Regions from separate parts of the Mus musculus genome. Here regions 1, 2 and 3 are each linked to region 4. A link is a loop called in an ENCODE intact Hi-C map of the cell type or tissue named here. Cell type or tissue: gastrocnemius. All regions are shown on one strand.

Region 1 (5,000 bases), 620 kb after region 4:
TCAGCATGGCTTCCAAGGGGCGGCCTCCAAGGGCTGTCTCTCTGCCCTCGCATGGGTGGTGAGCACTGGAGTCCCAAGGAGCCGACAGTGATGGCCATGGTGCCTCATCTTTCCCCAGCCTTCTGGAATGGCCCTGCAAGAAAACATGCCACAGAGGGGAAAACCTAAAGGCCAGTGAGACCGGTTCTCACTAGCCGGAATTAGCCCAGCCTCAGAGAGGCCTGCAGGAACCGCATCTCCGAGGGTAGGTTCGCTGCGTGCCTTTCACACGTGCCTGCAAACGGATTCTGAAGATGTCTTCAAAATCCAGACGAAAGAACAGGTCCTTGATCCACCCCCTTTCCAGTTTTCCCCTTGAGAGGTAAGGCCGGGCAGCCTTGAATCTGAGAGAAATGCCCATTGTCACTCCCAAATCCATGGTACAAAGCCTGCCTGGGAGCCGAGACAAAAGCCGCACGCCAGCGGCGGCTGAGAGGACATATTCCTCGCTCTACAAGTTGCCCAGAGCACCCTTGGAGGGCTCCCAACCCACCTCTAGCCCCGCCAAGAAAGGGGGTAAATGGCTACTTAGGACCTGATTGATTGCCTTGGCGAATGGCTTTCTGATTTTGTTTCAGGGGGCCTGCCCTTTCCTGTAGCACAGGTTTCCCCCCATCAGCAACTAATGGCGCTCCCCACATCGCTGGGAGAAACGCAGAGGTTAAAATCACTCTACTTCTTTTGCCCATCCAAGGTAAGTCAGGGGCAAATTTATTCCAGTCCTCTCAAGCTAGAATGGAATCAGACACTTCTCTCTCTCTCTCTCTCTCTCTCTCTCTCTCTCTCTCTCTCTCTGCTAGCCTCAGAAAAATACGTCCCTAAAGGGATCTGTCTTGGAATTTGAGAGGATTTGGGGTCTGGGAGAGGAGGTTTAAAAAAATCAGTACCGAGCATCCCAAAGACTGTCTGGATGGGGCGAGGCAGCTCAGAGACGCTGAATGCACCGTTCTTTGGGAGGAAAAGGGCCTGTGTTGGGGGGGGGGGGATCCTGTTTTGTGAAATTCTTTGAAGATGGGTTAAAAACCACAGGCCAGACTTGGGGCAACGAGTTCAGTCACCTCTTCCCTTTTTCCTGGTAGCACAAGATGAATGTGGGCTCAATGACAGGGATTCTACAGACGTTGGTTTGAATTTTCCAACCCATGTATGTAAAAGGCCCATTGGACAGACTTGTTGAGCAGTCATGGTCACTTGCAACTGCTTTCAGTCACCTGACAGCTCAGACACAGTGGCTGCAAATGAACATTTTGTAATTAAATAGTGAGAGATTTGACTGGGGGAATAGTTTCATTTTTTTCCTTTAAATAGTTACTGTGGGCCACTCAAAGGCAATGGCAGAATATTAATCCTTTTCAGAAAGGAACCAAGGTAGAATAAAATGAGAAAACTCACCCAACCTTGGCTTCACTGGGTCTGGTTGTCTTGAGCTTGGGGCGGGTGGGAAAGAGAAAGGGACTTGGGGGGGCACAATTGGATCCAGTGCCCTGCTAAGCTGTTGCTTGTTCCTGCAATGGAGGCCAGCCAGGTTCCAGGTGGGCATTACTAGTTTCAACCTAGCCCCTGAAGATGGCTTCCCCAGCCAGAAGTCACCAAGAGCTCACTGAAAGCATTAAAAATAACATAACCAAAACCAAAGAGAAGAAAACACACAAATGGGGGACTGGAGGCAAAAGCCTGCAGTGGGTTCTTACTTACCAGGCTCAGGGGTAGAGGGAAGCTCATCCCATTGAGAATACAATTATATTAATAAGATTAGGGGGTGGGAGAGGCGAGAACGGTCTTCCCAGTTATGAAGACTGAGCTCTCAGGCTGAATCACGAACCCTTCTCAAACCCATCATTGCCATATTCTAACAGCCTAGGTCTTCTCCAGTTTTTCTCCTCCCATCTCCTTTCTCCTGCCCCTCCCAGTCCCCTAGTCCACTGCCCCCTGAAGAGCAGTTTGGTCAGAAGAAACCCTCCCCAAAGGCTTTCCTCTCCACCAAAACGTATATTTCCATTTCAGAAAGCAGAAGGAACAAACCCATTTCCAGAGTTTATTGCATTACACATGCGACCAGAACATGCACAGAAAAGCACAGGTTGCGCTTGTACTTCTACCAAACCACAGATGCACCACAAGGAAAGGCTACAAGGCATAAGTCATCAATATTCCATTTCACCAAGGACAATTGCTAAGTTCATTTGTGAAAAGATACATTGTAATGTGCTTTTTAAAGTCCCCCTCCCCCCAAAGCTTGTGGGTTTTCTTAATCTTTTGAAATATATATAGATATAGGTTGTTTGTTTTTTTAAATACTGGATGTTTTCAAAATGCCATGAGTTCATGGGCTAACCACACACAGAGAACTTTTATGTTAGGAAAAACATGGAAAAGTCACATTGCTGGCGGGATAGATGGGTGGGATGCGATGGATACGTTTAGATGGATGTTCTACAGTTCCAATAAGTTAAGACCCAAATGAAAATGCGCAGTAATAGTTACCCTGCATTACGATGAAAAAAAATAAATTACACGTGCTAAGTTTTTTTAATATATATATATATGTATACTCATAGGGATTACAGATCACTTGCAGCACGAACAGAATGACCCCAAAGTCACATTCTAGCAGGAAAACAGAACAGAACAGAACAAAACAAAACAAAAAAACCAAAGAGCAATGAAGGGTTTGTTTCCGCCTTGCCAGTCCTCCAGCACTCAGGCCTGGAACTCGGTGCCCCCTCTCGGATCCTGGCCTCACATGGGCCTCAGACCTAAGAAAAGGTGAGGTTGGCGGTCAGTTCTCGGATTCGATTCTCTCGGCTCATCTTCTTGAGTTTCATTCGGCGGTTTTGAAACCAAATCTTGACCTGCCTGTCGGTGAGGTTAACGCTCTTACTGATCTCTAGGCGGCGCTCGCGGGTGAGGTACATATTGAACAAGAACTCTTTTTCCAATTCCAGCGTTTGGTGCTTGGTGTAAGGGCACCTCTTCTTTCTGCCACTCTTTGCAGTGAGCCAATTGCTGGTTGGAGTATCAGACTTGATTTCCTCTAACAAAATTAAAGGGAGAAGAAAAAAAAATCAAGAATTTTTTTTTCTCTCAGTCCATTCAAATATACCCTTGGCCATGACCCTGCTGCCAGATGGGCTGCTTTGGACAATGCTGGTATTAAACATCACTTACGAAGGTGGGCATGAAGGGGATTGTAAATTGGTACCAATTTAGAACTAAATACTTAACACGATGAATGAAAGGATATTCTGTGCCAGAGGCTGCCTCCTCATATTCTCTCTCTCTCTCTCTCTCTCTCTCTCTCTCTCTCTCTCTCTCTCTCTCTCTCTCCTACACAACTTTTCTGGCTTGCACAAAATGTGACTATAATAGCAAACTTTACAGGATTCCTCCGTCCCCCCAAAAACATTCTAAGCCGTCAGGCCACCAGAAAGAACCATAGCTTGCTTCATCTACCAGTATCTCACTACTGCTCCAGGGCCCCAAGTCGGCCGCTTCTTACCCACCCCTCCTAGGCAGACAAGGAGATCCACAACCAGGTTTATAGGGATGCAGGCTGTTTCAAGAGATAATGAGGAAGCAGGGATCCCTTCTCCACCCTGACTGGGCATTGTTACAGTTCCCCCCTTCCCCCCAGAATTTCCTCAATTTTTCTTTGCTCTCACACAAAAGCCTTCCTCCAGAAATGTAACTCTGTGGCTCACCCGGTAGACAGTGAGGGACAGACTGCAGAAATGGGCGTGGGGGCTCAAGATTCCTTCTTAGAAACCCATATCCCTGGTTCTTTGCATTACCCCAGCCCTAGGTGGGCAATGCAGATCTGTTCTCCCCCTCCTCCGCCTTTGCCCCCTTTGTAGAAGATTGCAAAGCCTGCGGCACTTTCGCCAGACAAAGCCAAGGTTACCTCTGCTTCCCCACCCAAGCACCAACAGGCCAAACCATTTCCTTTCCCTCTTAGATCGCAGGATGCGGGGTGCAAACCCTTGAACACAAACACGGTGTCTTAGGCTACCTTAAAATGATCCCTGGGTTCAAGGCAAAAACTAGGGCTGCAAATCTGAGCCAAAGAAAAGCGGGCACTGGAGCCCTGTTTACAAACGGCTGGTCTCCTTTTAGCTCTTTTGTTGTATTTCGGATCTGGCTCAAGACTGATAAACCCGGCAAGCCTGTCCTCTGCCCAGGCGCCATCAGCTTGGGGCCAGGTCTGGCCGGAGCAGCGGGAGAGAAGCCCCGACCCTTTCAAGGCAGGGATATCCCTTCTAAAAGCCGGGTGGAGCAGCACCTGCGGAGTATGGGCTCTGGGCTCCGCTGCCCGGGCTCTGCTCTGGGCACCCGAGCGCTCCCTTTTCGAGGTTTTACCGGACTGCACGCCCCGCTGGGGTGGCAACTCTGTTCATACCGACCTTTGCTTTCCTTCTCCTGCACTTCGGGACTGGACACGGAAACCTCAGCCAGGCAGCTCCTGTCTTCTGGAAGGCCGCCTTTGGCCTCGGGGCTCTCCACTTGGGAGACTTTAGTGGGCTCCTGGCCGCTCGCGCTTTCGTTCATCTTCTTTTCCATCTGCAGCTGGGCAGCCGAGAGCTGCGGCTTGGCCGCGCCACGAGGGTTGAGCTGGAGCATGACAGTGGAGCTGCCTTCGGGGCTGTTATTGTACTCTTGGGTTTTCCCGGTGGCGTAGGTCTGACTCAGTCTAAAATATCCAGGGACAGGAACCTCGGGGTTCTCAACAGGACAAGACTCGGGGACCAGCCTCTGGTACGAAGGGACCTCGGCAGAAATGAGTTTGTTGCGCTTATCAGAATACATGCAGCAATTGGATTCTTCTTTAATGTTGGCGGTGAATGAGCAAGTGGGGACTTGCTGTGTAACAGGTTGCTCTATTCGACAAGATCTGTTCGGGTCTGTCCAACTGTCTACTTGAGGTATATAAGGATGTACATTCATACCCATATTTTGGTGGTTCA
Region 2 (5,000 bases), 160 kb after region 4:
CCGTTAGCTGATCCAAAGTACTGGCTGGAAGCATAAACTTCCATTGCTCTTCGTGACGTCATTGCAGAAACCTGGGTGTGTCCGCCGTTGGAACAGTATTCAACAGCAGCCCTAATAAGTCCTTTGTAAAACTTGCTGCTCCCCCAAGGAATTCATCCTTCTACTCCCTCCTGTCTGGACATTTTCGTCTTCTGCAGAGGTAGTTACTCACTCACGCCTCTGTCTCACGGTCTAAAGTATAGGGCTAAGTAGCAGCAGAAAGTTCCGTCCCATGGTGGTGTTGTGATAGCCTAGCACAGGGCTGGGCAAACAGGAAGTGACTTACTGAACCTAAGTAACTCTCAATAAAGAAAATCTGTGACATATAAATGTAACGAGTTTATTATGCAAATACTCGCTCATTTTCCAAAGAGATACTTTGTATATATGTCTAGAGTACCACCCCACCCAAGCAGAGGAGGAAAGAAAAAACAATTAAAAGAGCATTGGCTCTCTAAGCCAGAGAGAAACGTTAAACCCCTTTTCAAATGAACCTATTCAGGGCCTCGTCTGTAGGGTATAATATTTCTAAATCACGTTATGACAAAAGAAACAACGAAGAGTACAGAAATGATCTTCTCTAAGTGCTGCTTCTTTCAATCAAGCAAGAAGAATGTTAACCAGGAGGGTTCCTCCCAAGTCCCCCTCCATTCCTCACCCATGTCGGATATTTACTTTCATTTTGTAGGCGCTGTTCACAGCCAGGCTTATGAAATCTGGAATTCATCTCTAGACAATAACTAATCCTTACTGATTACCAACAAAAAAGTCAACAAAGATATTTTCCTGTTTACGTTCTTATCAGACTGTATCAGAACCAGCTGTTCTCAAGTTTGTTGTTGCTGCCTTTTTTTTAATCCCAAAGGATAAATTCTCCACACTATTCTCTGAACACATGCATACAAACCTGCCTCTTAATACATTCTTGCAATTCTAGCTGAAGTATTTAAATGGGTGGGGAGGAGACCCCCCATACTCTTCTGTGACTCAAGAATAGAATGTCCTACCTCTCAAGGTTGACTCTCCTTTCAAACTCGGGATATACTAGAATCTGCCCCACCTCGGCAGTGTCCTGCTTTGCAAGGGTGCCTCCTGACTCTGCTCAGAGTGTCTGTGTGGAACTTTGTGCTATCCGATGTAACTTTAACCTATAAAGTGGAGACAACGGTAGGAATATGAGGATGTTGCAATTTCAAACCAATAACAGGCGACCTCTCTGCTCTGCTTCCCATCAACACCAACCTCCTGTGAGATAAGCAGTGAGTAGTTTGCCTTCTTGGAAGAGAGGCATAATTGTTGCATTGCCAAGGAGGCAAGAATGTGTAGTGGTCCAGCCAACGTGGCTTTGTGGAATGTGCTGCTATCCGAGTTGCTATATAGCTCTGGGCAAGCAGTTAACCTTTGGTGTCTCGGCTACTTCATCTGTAAAATAAGGATAAGAGCTGTGCACAGGTGTGATGCCTGGACTAATTAGTATAATTATCATTATTGATGGGAAAATAATGCTGGTCACTGATATCATATCTCATATTAGCACTAGGAATCATTTTTATTTCCTCTACACAGGATCCATTTTATAGAAGTCTGTAAAAAAAAATCTGATGACAAGAGCCATTTGTATTCAGAGCCTGGGATGGTACAGTCAAACCAATAGTATCTACCTAAGCTCAGCTCCTTAGGAGACATTTGTGATCATTTGTATTTAGAAATTTTCTAAATGTAGGCTAAATATGTACACTACAGAAACTCTAAGAAAGTTCTCATGGCTCACCCTCAAGTAGTAAGCTCCACGGCAGAAGAATGCTTCCCAAGTCAGAACGAGGCAACAACATGACCTTCTAGAACAAGTCTAGATGGAGTCCCAGAGTTTAGAGAAATCAAAGCCAACTCCAAGTGTATCCTGAAGACATTGTTCATATGTCCAACATCATCCACTGCTATGTGGCTATCTGCCCCATAAGGACCCCAGGTCAAGCAGCCAAACACCAGAGCAGACAACAGAACTTCAGATGCCATTGTTTCAGGGCTGTGGGGACAATAAAGTGGACCTTACTTCCACCATGGTACAGCTAATGACTTCATGCATCAATGACAGTGCAATTGAGGAAATTAAAAAAAAAAGTCTTTCTCTTGATTCTGAGCTAAATATTTGAATTATTCTTCCCGTGATTTTTTTTACATGTTGGCAAAAAGTGACAATGAGCCATTAAAGGAAGCATGGAAGGCTGAAGCTACCAAAAAGGTCAATGCTCAGTGCCACAACGATACAGGCCTCTGGATCCCTCCGAGTAGACACACATTGATGACAGGAAACCTTAACTCCGGCTGTGAGTGAGTCCTTCCCGACTGGAATTCTCTTTCCATGAGCTGAGCCAACACTAAGGCTCAAATTTCCAATGTCTGAAGCCCAAAATTACCTTCCTGTCACACAGAGACCTCTAACTTTTCCCTCATATTAACTTCAGAATTCTTGGTAACAACTTCTTCCCACCAGAACCATTAAATCTATGACCGTTCCTGCCTTCACCTATCAAATGAAACATACCAATTAGCATTTTTAGCAGATGTGTACTACATCATTAAACTCGATTAGGAATCCCTTCGTGATCAACATCCATCTCTCTGTGTCTTGCTTGAAGGTTAATAATGTCTGACTGACACGGGGGAAGGGACTGTATTTATGCAGTGAAGACCTGGGTGTGACATCCAGAGAGAACACTTCTGCCTCAGTCCACTAGAGGGCGCTTTCCCAAGATGGGAGAAGGACCAGAAGCAGACCCTCAGTTCCTCGACCTAATGACTGCCATTCAGAGGTTGAGAGGAAGCAGCCTCAGCTTAGCTGGCTCTCTGTTCTCACCATCTGTGGTTTCTCTTTCTAGTGATACCTCTCTCCAAATGTCAGAAGTCAGTGATGGCTAGGTCACAGGATGGTAGCAAGAAAAATTGCCCTATTGGGCTGTCTAAAATAAACATCAGGTTTCAGTCTTCAAAATCGATGTTGAGTGAGATTAACTAGACCATAATTCCTGAGTTTGAGACGTCCGTGGATTCTGCAGCCTTGTGTGTATGGCAGAGTGAATGGCGCGTGTATGTTATGGGGAAAGTGCCTGCATTATATATAATGCATAAGGAAATGTACCTAGCCTTTAGCATACCAGATGTTTCTGCTTAGAAGCCTGAGTTATCTGGGAAATGTAGTAGGACATTTTGCAGTAAATACCCTACTTGATTGACTTGTTTTGAGGCCTCACCACTTAGGCTGATTTAGCTCATTTAGGAAGGAATATAAATTTTAGCAATGAAAGACAAAGCCTACACATTTCCTTTTTTCCTATGTTTTATATTTCATAAAAGGGGTGGGGAATGGGCCTGTTTAGGTGAGCTCTATGTTGGTGGTAAGGTGAAATGCAAGACATTTTCCCTATCTGTAATATTGTTCAGTGTAGCAAACCCTTTTTCTTGTTACAGTACAGTAAATGGGGTGTTTAATTTGGAATTCAATGTAGTCGTGAGTCAAGGTGCAGCAGTTTTATTACAGAAATACAATTTTATTGGAGGCTGAAGATTTAATCTACACCTTACGTAGAGAGCCATAAATGGCAAACCTATTTTACATTTTGCATAGCATCTGATATATGTAATTCCTGGACTAATTTTAGAGTTTGAGGCGGCGGAAGAGTCGCGATACTTAGATTTAAATTCCTCAACGCCTCAGCTACAGATGACATTTTCAAATGAACATTTTCCTGCTTCTTAGTCATGGGTCTGAAGCCACTTCTTCCCTGTGGTGACTAAGCTGTGTACCACATTCCTTTTGCAGCTCTCCGACTAGGTGAGCCACAAAGCCACCCTGAGACAACCTCGAATTGCAGCAAATGCATCCTTTGTTTAAATTTGTCTGGGAGGTCATTCAACTTGAAAGTAAGGTGCCTAGATGATGTGGGCACTTTGCTTCAGATTGTTCTTAATGTGTTGTGGTCATATTTTTATCTGTTCAGATATATGTATTGAGAATAAAATATTTGCAATGTAAATTTTGAAGGATTGAATAGGAAATAAATGTCAGATAGTATTAGCTGGAAAACTAGAACTACGTTTGAATCCAAGTTCCAAATTTGATGAATAATGCATTTTCTTACACACACACACACACACACACACACACACACACACACACACACACGACAGCCTTTCCATCTGTTTGTCTTTGAAGCAATATCCGGAAATCAACATTTCTTACCGCTTCTTCACCACCAGGTGGCGCCCTTTGTTTATGGACATCTGTCCATTCCCCCCACCCCCAAAAGATGCTTCCAGATAAATAGCTCCAGAGCTAAAATACTGTTGCAAACACAAAAATTTAACGTACTGAGATAAAAAAAAAAGCTAGAGCTTTTCAAGCATTGGTATAATAAACCTTGCTTCAAGACTCCTCTTGCTACTAGATTTAAGAGCATCACACATTTTCCTATTTACAATTCCATATCCAAATAGCTGTTGTGTGTGCCATAAACAGTGTCCCAGCAAGTCTGCTTTACACAGCGCTATCATTTTATACTTGTAGATGTTTGGCACCTGCACTCAAAAGGAAAAAAAAATCAAATTTCTGCTTTAGATTTTTTTTCCTGTCTTAAAAGCCTAAACCTCATAGAAAAGAAAATGTTTTTCCTTAGACAAAAGAGAGTGGTGGAGCAGCTGTCAGTAGGAGAGAGTCAGCTCTTCTTCCAGTCAAGTTCTTTTCTCTTCAATTGAAGATCTAGTTAGGGGCAGTCTGAGACCATCATGGCTTTGGTCCTGTTAAAACAGTTAATCTGAGCTAAATGCTATTGACGAAGGTACATTATCTCATAATGGTATTTTAAAGAAATTAATCAAAACATAAACAAAAGGCAATGATATATTGTTTTAAATCAGAACCTCAATTCGCTTGTGGAAAGGACTGTGGAATGAGTTTACCTGAG
Region 3 (5,000 bases), 610 kb after region 4:
GGGCCGCAGTGGAACCGCGGACGCCCGGGCGACCTGCCCCGCGGCCTCCAGTTTCCTCTCCGGCTCCAGGCGGCCCTAGCGCACCCGGACCAGGGGAAAAAAAAAAAAAAAAAGAGTGCGCGCGGCCCACGGGGGAGACGCTTAGGCTGGGGCTGCCGAGCCCCCGCTCTGCAGGGAGACGAAAAGAGAACACACCCTCTGCCCGGTGCCACCTCTCACCTCAGCCCTCCCCCCCGCCGCCCCCTCCCAGCGCTGTCGCCGCCGCCGCCGAGGCTGCCGCCCCGGTGCGCGCCGGCGAGGCATTTTCGCGCCCCGCCACTGCGAGGAGAGGGAGCGAGATGGGGGGCGAGATAACCGCGCGGAGGGATCCCGCCGGCGGCGAAGCGGCCCCTGCGCCGGACGGGACGCCGCACGCCGGCCCCGGGATGCCTCCGCCAGCCTTAAAGGGGGCCCATAAAGCCGCACTGCCAAGGGCTCGCGGGGGGCCCCCCGGGTCCGCAGAGAGGGGGCGCGGCCGAACCTTAGCCTTGGGCCAGGCGGGGTGGTCACTCCCAGGAGGCCTCGGAGCAGACGGTCTCTCCTCCAGCAAGGCTCCTGGATCTGCCCAGCAGAGACTGGCTGTGGCTTTTTTTTTTTTCCTTTTTCTTTTTGCATTTCTTACTGTGGACGAGCGAGGTTGACGGATTGATTGGTCCTTGCATTTGTTTGGGCCTAGCTAAGTGGTTTTGATTAAAAAGCCACAATCCAGCCTCCGAATCCTGACCTTATCAAAGCGAATCAAAGTCCTGCTTTTTCCAGCCAAGCAGGCCCTGTGGAAATGAGATGTACATTTACCCTTGACGCACTGCATGCCTGGTTGAGGCTCCCAGGTTAATTGATATTTAATGGAAATCATGCCCATGAATATAGTTTCCATCATTTCACCCTTGATAGACGTCAGTGTTGGCCACAGGGAGGGAGGGGGAGGCGAGAGAATGTGGGAAGGGGACATGAGTGTCGCTGAGAGAGTGAAGAGAAGAGTGGCAGAAACGTTCCCAGTGGGAAGAAGGAATCATGCCGGGGTGGGTGGCATTTCCTAGGGCAGGGCGCAGGGCTCCCGGGTCCCAACCCAGGCGCCCAGACTCGGGCGGGCTGTGGTCCCGGGTGGAGCGCGGCGGGGGCCGGGGGATGGGGCAGGAGAAATTGAATTCCTCAGTCCGCTTTCGGACCGTGCTGGTTCCAGGCAGCTGCAGGCAGACCTTCCCTGTCCTGTGCTTAACGACCTTAGCTCACACACCACTGGGAAAGAACTGCCAGAGACTGGATGCAGGCCTTAGCATAAACTTGATTTTCCCGAGAGAAATAAAGAGAAGGCTCGGAAGTCAAGAGAAGCCTGGTTTGTGGGCGTTAAGGAAGAGACGCAGTGTCATCTGCAGAAGTCCAGGATTAGCATCTTCTGGACTAGGCAGTGCCCTTACCGTGGCACCTGTGCAAATCTGCGTGGCTTTACACCAACAATCGCTTCCCTACACAGTCATCTTCCCCCTCTCGTTTGAATATCCAATAAAAATATATTGATATTCTTATTCTCCCTCCCCCTCTCATCTTTCTACCCCCTTTCCTCTCCCTCCCTCCCCCTTTAGGTGCTGAACCCTTTATCCTTTGGGATAATCCGGTGCCGGGAGGACACCAGGCTCTCTGATCTTGAGGACAGACCTAGAAGATGCACCCCAGCTCACCAAAGACTCTCCAGCTTACACTAAATCACACCGTGCTGACCTCCCACGGCCAAATACAAATGCCTAAAAACCCAGATGGACTCAAAGATTCAGGAGGCCAGAATTTTAACGACCTTCCATCCCTTGCGGGGGTTGTTCAGCCCCTGTGGAAAGAATCGCGAGGTCAGTCCGAGAGGTCTGAATCTCCTTTTTATAAATAAGGTCATCATAGAAAGGCATTTTCGTTAGTAATGTATAACTCAATTATTTCGACAAGGAATAGCTAAAAGTGGTGAAGGTAAACAAATTATTGATGACCCTATAGATGATAAAGACTTGTGTTATTAAAATTTACATTAGAGAGTATAGGGGACGTGTTATTGGGGGTGGTCAAGGGCAAGGGTGTTTTATTAGGTTTCGTTTTTCTTTCAAGTATCCTTCAAATGCGAAGTTTAACAACTGATTCTGACTTTTTAGGATTTGAACTTCTGCCCTGCAAATGTGCAATGAAATGATTTTCTTTTCAATAAAGCCTTGGAGCAAAACTCGGTAACTGTGCCCTTTTTATTCTACTGTTTGGCCTGGATGTTCAGGGGAACGTGGGTGTATTTGGACATTGACTGAATGAATAGGTCTGGGAATGGAATGGGGGGGGGAATTTTGAGGACCCAGATCTCAGTAACACACGGCACTTTTAAAAACTCCATATATTTGGGAGGTTGCCCATGAATATGGCCGTCATTTCTACAGATTCAGGCCTAATTTTTAAAACACAACAACACGTTTTCTCTGATGGCAAAATAATGTGGGTTTTTCAATGTTATTTAAGCATTCTGTCTGTTGTCGGAAAAGAAGAAAAGCTGGTTAACTTCATAAATATCTCTGCTTTTACACATTTCTGTTTTGATGGACTGCATTTACGGTTTATAATTTCTGCACAACGGTTCAGATTTTCTGAAATGCTGACTGAACCAAAATTTTATGCCTTACTAGCACGGCTTGAGAATTTAATAGTTCACGTTGTTTATTTTTGTTAAATTTATCCTAATTTAAGATTAAAAGTAAGATTGTAAATATTTTTAATCAAAACCTTCCTGCACCACAACGCTAGCTTTACGAGATCAGAAAGTGGAGCAACAGCGCTCTCTAGTGGCCAAATGCGGTCGCAAGCCAACCGAGTTTGATTTTCCTTTCATTTGGCTCAAACCAATTCTAATCTTAATTCTTTAGTTTGACTTGGGTTTGGACCGCTGACATTAATACTGCTTCATCTCTTTGACTGTCAACAAGTCAAGTGCAGCAACCATGGGCTCCTGAATACAGAGGAAATTCTCATTTGTGCTCGCAAGAACTTGCAAGTAGCGTGTTTGCCAAAAGCTTCCAGCCTGTCTTTTGCCAGACACCGCAAGTCCCCCATTCTTTAACCTCCCAGCTGTGTTTTTTAGGCACAATTATAGGACAAGCAAGGTTTAACAAAAATCAAAACTTTAAGAATATTAATTGATGAGACTTTTTTTTTTTCAAAGAAAGCAGACATTTTGACAGCTAAAAATTTTCTGGAAGTCAAATATTATTGTTTTTCTCCTAAAAGCTGTTACTCACAACATTAAATCATCAGTATTTGCTAATTCAACTTTCTAATTGTAATGTTTTGGGCCCATTAAACTGGATAATTTGGGGTGGATTAAAGTCAAATTAGAAGCTTTTGCTACATCTCGAGCGCCTGTCCGGAAAGTCCCTGTTGGGCTTATGTGTATTCAAATTTCTCCAGACAATAAATGAGATTTTTTTTTTTTAGGTTGTATAAGTGACAGACTGAACCGAATTGGATAAGCGGTCTATTTGTCTTTTTAAAAAAACAAACAAGCATTACCAAATCAGTGTGTTTCTTGCTAAATTTCTGTCTCTCATTTTCAGAAATGTTTTTGCCAAGTTAGCTTAAATGACTGTATCTGTAATAAGTGAACAAACTTCTATATTTTTGTCTGAAATTTGGTGTGAAGAGGGGTGTAACTCCCCCCTTTCTCACAAGACATAATTCTAAGAGATGCTTGCTTGAGTAAATGGCCCAAGATCACTCCAGGCCATCTCAAGTAACAGCAGAATGACATTATTGTCTCACTTTTATTATTAAAAGAACCAGATAGATCATGGCCACAGTCAAAATATTAAAGAGCTACCCGCCATAGACTATCTCTAACGTTCGCCCCATTTTAAAATTCAGAAATATATCACCTCTCATTTTTATTTTCTGGATGCTCACACCTCGCTGGGGGGCTTCTAAGCCCTTTCCTTCTTGGTCTAGGTCTTGTTTATATTTTATTGTCCAGATTTTAAGACCCAGTTTTGTCTGCATTTTTTCTTTCCTCCCACAAACATCAAAATGAGATGGTTTCAAAGCGAAGCGCCTGGGCTGTCGTAAACTCATTACCTCCAGACGTCTCGCCGGCTCGATGGCTTTATGACACCTTGGCTCTTCCTGTTTTCAAAGAGCTGTAGGTATCCGCCTGGCCTAAGGGGCGGAGGATGCAGCACCTTCGGCCGGATCTGGCCCTTGGCTTTCCCTCCCAGCCCCCATCTGCTTTTTTCTTGGAGTCCCCCTCTTTCATCAGGATCCCCCAAGATCTCTACCATCACCCCCTCCTTCCGCCCAACCCAGGCTGTCCGGCGCCGCGGCCTCCTCTAGGGCCTACAACGCCAGTGATTCGCCTGAACCCTCACAATGACCTTCATTTTAGCCTCTCAAAGCGGCCTCAGAGGGCCAAGCTGGGGGCTAAACATACACAGAAGCTGTTTGAAGGGGATGGGCGGCAGGAGAAGGATATGGGGAGGAGAGCCTTGACCATTTTGGTCCGCTAAGGTCACTTTGGGGCTTTGGTGGGGAGGGGTGGAAGCTCACTGTCCAACCGGCTAGGACCTCCTGGAGCCAGCCAGCCTCGCAGGCCTGGGGGAGTTACTCCAGAGTGCCCTTTCGCTTGTTTGGAGATGGGGGTTGGCGGCTGGGTCTCCAGGATAGAAGTAAGCCAGAGGTGCGGTGTGTCAAAGCTTTAGCAAAAGGGTGCCTGGTTCCTGGCGCCAGTGGCTCTGCAGAGAGGCTCACCCAGGGCCTAAGGCTGGGAATTCATTGTGGCCCTGGCTACAGGATAGTGGAAGTACCAAGACACCTTCCAAAGTTGTGCTCTCCCGCCAGGTGTGCTTACACAATCGGAAGCTTCAAGGTGTCTCAGAGACCCTCCAGGTGCTCGGACCGCCAACCTTTAGCAACGTGTCCCTTTTCAGGGATGGGACAGTCTGATGATTATG
Region 4 (5,000 bases):
CATATATAAGCATATGCAAAAGTATATATTCATGCGGATGCTCTGATACGTTCCAGAATACAAAAGCAAGGCAATTGACCATGTAAAAATTCTAGGAAGCCTGTAAAACAGGTTCTTCCTCTGTATTCTAAACCCCGATAGGAGTGGACAGGTTTACAGCCTGTGATTCCATCCAAATGTCACCTGTATATATAACATCTCTCCAAAGAAATTAACTGGATTATTGGATTATATACTGTAATAAAATGTGTGGTCGAGGAGAGGATATGCATGCCATGTGACTGAATTTGCAGCTTCTTCTTCTTCTTCTTCTTCTTCTTCTTCTTCTTCTTCTTCTTCTTCTTCTTCTTCTTCTTCTTCTTCTTCTTCCTCCTCCTCCTCTTCCTCTCCTCCTCCTCCTCACCTTCCTCCTCCTTCCTTTCTTCCTTCTCCCTCCCCATTCTTCTCATATCCTAACGCACCAAAGAAAACTTTGCAAAACAGGTCTGGTTTTTTTTTTTCTTTTCTCTTTTTTCCTTAAGTAGAGAAGAAACCAACTGTTTGTACCTGCCTCTTGCTCCTCTGGCAGGAGCTGGTAATGCTTATTGCTGGCTGAAGCTGTGCCGGTACAGACGGCTCCTATGTTCTACAGAAAAGTTCCACATCCACTCTCCGTGGGCTCCAGGTGAACTCCAGAACTCATTCTATGCAGGGCTGGAGTACATGGCATAGACTCCTGCAGAATTAAAAGGAGAGGTGAGACCTGAGCTTGCCCGATGCTCTAGAGTCCTGATAAAGCCCTGTTGTGAAGGTGACTAAGAGGAGCCAGAAGGCAGAGGAAACTCAGAGGGAACAACCACGACAAAGCATCTGGACCATCCAGCATCCGGACAGCCCAGCATCTGGACAATCCGGCTTGCAGTTAAAAGGCTTTCCCCAAAGCAATGCAAACTGGATAAAGACTGCAGTCAGCTGCTCTGCCTCAACCATCTCGTCCCTAACTCTCCTTGACACAAATAGGAATCTTGTCCCAGGCAAAGGCGGTCTTTCCTCCTCTTTCTCCCAGGACTCTTTGCTTGATGTAAATCACAGGCTTGGCCTCTGTAGCTGGACACCTGAAATACATTATGCAAAGAAAGGGTACTTGGAGTTTTTTGTTGTTATGATTTTATTTCAGTGACATTAAATCTTAGCTTTAGTATGTGCTTTCCACACTGGATTGTTTACTGCTTTGTTTGGTTACTGTTTGTATCACAGAGGAGAAAGTTCTCTCAAACTTCCTAAGGAGACAGGTGGTTGGAGGAAGGCCGCCGAGTCTGTGAAGCCTAAGGGAGAGAGGTAACATGTATACCTGGCAAGTCTCTCTGGAGGAGCGGTGCCTGGCATGTCCCTGTGTCGCCTGGTGCACTCGACACTGACATGACCATGCACGACTCCCAGGCTGGTATAACATCACAGACTTCTGTCCCAGTTTCTTGCCTGAGCCAGGCGGGAGACACTTTGTAGGCAGCTTTGTACACGTAACACTGTTCTCAAGCAAAGACAGTTGTTCCTGGGTGTTGGCTTCTTTTTATTAAGGTAGAAAATTTTCTTTTTGTCTTACCTAATTAATTTCCTGGCAGTTGAAAGAGTACAATTAAAAGCAAGGATGTTTCAAGGTGGTTTTCTTTTTGAATTTCCTCTTGGGAATAGTATCCCATTAAAAGCTCAACTGAAAAAGTTTGGTAAGGTTAGGTGGGAAGTCCTGGTCTCTCATCTCTCTTTTCTCTTTTCTTGCCCTCTTTGTCCCTTCCTCCTCTCTTCCCTTTGCTTCTTTTTCATTCATCTATTCTCTTCACTATCCCGTTTTTCCTTTTCCTCCTTCTTTTAATTCATCTTTAATAAATACTGATGAGTTTCCTAGTGAGGTTCTACAATAAAACACGTTCAGGGTTGCAGAGCCTTCCCTGAAGCGTTTACCAACGGAAGGTAGTGAAACTTCTGGTATTGCCGGGTGTGTAGGTCAGGCATCACCCCTTCTGCACCTGCAGAAACAGATGGATTAGGGGAATCAGAGATACTCCTCAATTTTAAAATTAACGATTTTTAAATTTTAAAACAATAAGAATATATGATTATAAAACAGGTTACATTTGAAAAATGAGATACACTTGTAATTATTGCGATAGCCGCTGGATGGCACTGTTGCATACATCTGGTGGAAAACCTTTCCACTTAGCCCGGCATCGGGTTTTGAAGATTTTTAGGGGTTACCTTTTGACTGGACAGATGCCGTCAGACTTGTAGACTGTCTTCCCTTTTGGAGAAGTTGGTCCAAATCTCAAATGTCCCTCTCCACTGAGAATTCTCATCTTTCCAGATGAGGGTCCTCAAACAATTCAGTATATTTAAAAGGAGAGTTATCCTTTTATGATGGTTTCCAACATTATATATTGATTGTAATGAGCACACTCTAAATTCCAAGTGGAATAAGGCAAAAATTAAGCTATAGACGCCCTGGATTTATAAGGTGCCCTCCCCGACCCCCCAAATAGCTTCCAACAGTTTCCTATCTGTTCACTCATCTGATTCCCAGCAGTCTTAGGGAGCTACCTGCTTTAGTTCTTAATGGAGTCAAACTTGAGGTGTGAAATAAAGGCAATGAAGTCATAGTTTGTTCTGGCTTTGCCCAGAGGAAAGCAAACTAAATGTATGCTCCAGGCAGCTTCCAGTTTGCAAAAATCACTTGTTGAAATTTTGCTAGTTCTTGAGTTTATTTTTATTTTTATTTTTTTAGTTTTACCATTATATACTCCATGGACACTTCGGGACTTAAAATTTTATTTTGACAAATATAGGTCATTTTGTGCAGCTGACGTTATACAGAAATTGGACCTGGAGAGTGTTCAAATGCTGGGGGGGGGGGGGGGGGAGACCTTGCCCAGCTAAAGCAGTGAAGAGAAATGGATTAACAGATGGTACAGCAGTCAGCCTTCCATATGACCATGAGCTTCAATGGCGCTGTGTAGTTCAGTGTCTTTCTTTTGACTCCAACTTTGAGCTTGTTTTCTTTAACTTCCTCTTGTGCCTTTGGCCTGGGGAAGCCAGAGGGCTTGGGGGACTACTGGCCTAGATTTTTAGATGGGGGGAGGGATGGAACTCTGTGTTCTAGTGAATTATCAGAGAGCTATGCTGCCTGCCGTCTACGGGATGCTTTGATCCAAAATTTCAGTCATTGTTTCCACATTTAGGGGCTGGAATGAACATCAAAGGAGTGGGTGTACGGAATTTACTGAATGCCAGGGAAGTACAATAACATACAGAGGACATAAGCAAATCCCAGTGGCAAAATTTGCTGCCAATTCTTGTGCATAATAGAGGCCCTAAAGTGACAGTCTATCTTTGACAAATGCATAATGATATCAACGCCAAGGGAAGGAACTTGCATGCTGAAAGGTGAATAGAGGAGTCAGGAACAATTCAGTGGACTTACACACTTCCTCCCTGTGTTTTCTCACAACAAGGAAAGCAGATGTCACAAGTGTATTAGGTAATCGGTGGATGGGGCTGCAGGCTTGCCAGCAGGTCTGGACCAACCTGGCTCTTTCAAGATATTTCTCTGAAGATGAGAATAAAATATGATTATAAGTTATTTATCTTCGGGAGGGAAAAAATAAGGAATAAGTAGAGTGAGAATCACTCTCTTGTTCTGTCTTGGGTAGTTCCAGATTTTAAGGCCCATATGTTGTTTGCTATAACTTCTTCGCCTCCCAGGGCCAATGCATTTCAAACACTCCAGCTAGTCACTGCTCTGAGGAGTCTCAGAAGCCAAGGCTCATTTGTATCCAGAGTCTTTGTTCAAATATGGATTTTGCTTAATTTCTGTGCACATAAAGTAAAAAGCACAGAACTGAAACCAGGCCGTTGTGTGATCATCTAAAAACCTACTTTTCAAGCTCCTTTAAGTTTTAGTTTTGATATAAAAACAATAAAATGACCATAAAAAAGTTTTCAGAAGCGTTGACATTACGAGCAGTCACTAACCAAGGCTGTTCCCAGAATGACTGAACAAATCTGGATGGAATTCTTGAGATGTTAACGGCCATACAGTTCCATCTCTAAATATTTCATCTAGAAGGTGATTCGATGAGGATCCTATAGAATAAGATTCACGCCTCCAGGGTCCCAGAAGCTATGTGGCTATGGATTTCACTGTTGTCACCAGAGTTGCTATGGGAAGGCAAAGGCTGTTTCTTGCCCTCAGTTTGAAAAACTTAGAAAAGGCAGACAAATATAAAGATGATGTCTGTAAGCTACTTCAAAAACAGTTAGACTGGGTATAGAGGTTTTTGAGGAGGGAGTTTCAAGTATGCAATCAACAGTGGAAACAGCGTCTATATCTTGTGTGCTTACACTAGTGGTGAATACAACAGAAGCAATGGCAAGGTGTGTGTGTGTGTGTGTGTGTGTGTGTGTGTAACTCTACTTGTGCCAGCCTACTTCAAAAAAAAAAAAAAAAAAAAAAGAGCCAGCATTTCTGTCTTTGGCTTTAGACAAACCAGGCAGATTTTGTTTTTATAGGTCGAAATCACATCCAGCACAGCCCTCCTAGCTCTTCTGTACTTCTTACAGTTCTTCTAAAGCCTTGCCTAACGTAGTAAATGGGGGTCCTGGAAGGGTCCTGCTGTCTATTGTGCATGTTAAGTAAATGCAATAATTCTCATCATTTCAGGCTCCATAATGAAGTGGCCCAATGCTTGGCAACCTCAGAAAGTGGACAAGCAGGCATTCAACTGGATGAGCCAGGGCTTTCTGGCATTAAAAGTGTAATATTTATGAGCTAATTTAATCACAGAAGAAAATATTGAGTAGGTGACTGAGTAAAATGATGACTGTGTATTATGTTTTCGCCATGCAGCTGGATAAACACATTCAGTGACAGACCTTGGCAAGGACTGCAAAGATGTTCTCGACAATGCTGTGACTAAATATTAGGTGCTGTCTAGAATTCACCGCACTTGGGGGCTTGAGCAAAGCCAGGT

The links. Hi-C counts contacts between places; a loop is a spot of excess contacts. Peaks named below come from ENCODE experiments on the same cell type or tissue, not always from the same donor. Only the 100,000 strongest peaks of a DNase experiment are listed, where the experiment ranks them.
Region 1: a loop joins it to region 4, with 6 times the contacts of the local background. A loop is called at or near these places in 23 of 42 quality-filtered maps.
Region 2: a loop joins it to region 4, with 4 times the contacts of the local background. A loop is called at or near these places in 20 of 42 quality-filtered maps.
Region 3: it touches region 4 in a loop (4-fold over the local background); 28 of 42 quality-filtered maps call a loop at or near these places.

The regions. Positions count from the first base shown.
Region 1 is chr2:74,692,164-74,697,163 of GRCm38, reverse strand. It overlaps Hoxd10 (homeobox D10), which reads right to left. Exons shown (of 2, transcript NM_013554.5): 1 at 4,440-5,000; 2 at 2,058-3,073. The coding sequence ends at 2,796. Among named protein-coding and RNA genes, the nearest start is that of Hoxd10, 2.8 kb to the right of the region's middle. In gastrocnemius, a CTCF peak has its summit at 2,936; a DNase peak (open chromatin) is centred at 2,894; H3K4me3 peaks cover 1,868 bases; H3K27ac peaks cover 1,565 bases.
Region 2 is chr2:75,150,474-75,155,473 of GRCm38, reverse strand. All of the region lies in intron 2 of 2600014E21Rik (a long non-coding RNA gene), which reads right to left. Among named protein-coding and RNA genes, the nearest start is that of Gm13652, 15 kb to the right of the region's middle. In gastrocnemius, CTCF peaks have their summits at 2,778 (motif pointing right) and 4,307 (motif pointing right); DNase peaks (open chromatin) are centred at 2,772 and 4,284; H3K4me3 peaks cover 1,184 bases; H3K27ac peaks cover 1,482 bases.
Region 3 is chr2:74,700,245-74,705,244 of GRCm38, reverse strand. Gm38462 (predicted gene, 38462) reads left to right here. Exons shown (of 2, transcript NR_164327.1): 2 at 1,623-2,242. It also overlaps a transcript of Hoxd8 not described here. Among named protein-coding and RNA genes, the nearest start is that of Hoxd8, 2.7 kb to the left of the region's middle. In gastrocnemius, CTCF peaks have their summits at 93, 411 and 2,844 (motif pointing left); DNase peaks (open chromatin) are centred at 408, 1,147 and 2,844; H3K4me3 peaks cover 1,549 bases; H3K27ac peaks cover 1,314 bases.
Region 4 is chr2:75,309,594-75,314,593 of GRCm38, reverse strand. 2600014E21Rik (a long non-coding RNA gene) reads right to left here. Exons shown (of 12, transcript XR_001783367.2): 9 at 3,452-3,577; 10 at 1,583-2,003; 11 at 547-715. It overlaps Gm39857 (a long non-coding RNA gene), which reads left to right. Exons shown (of 5, transcript XR_866459.3): 4 at 4,877-4,998. Among named protein-coding and RNA genes, the nearest start is that of Gm34401, 27 kb to the right of the region's middle. In gastrocnemius, a CTCF peak has its summit at 2,160 (motif pointing right); a DNase peak (open chromatin) is centred at 2,167; H3K27ac peaks cover 1,133 bases.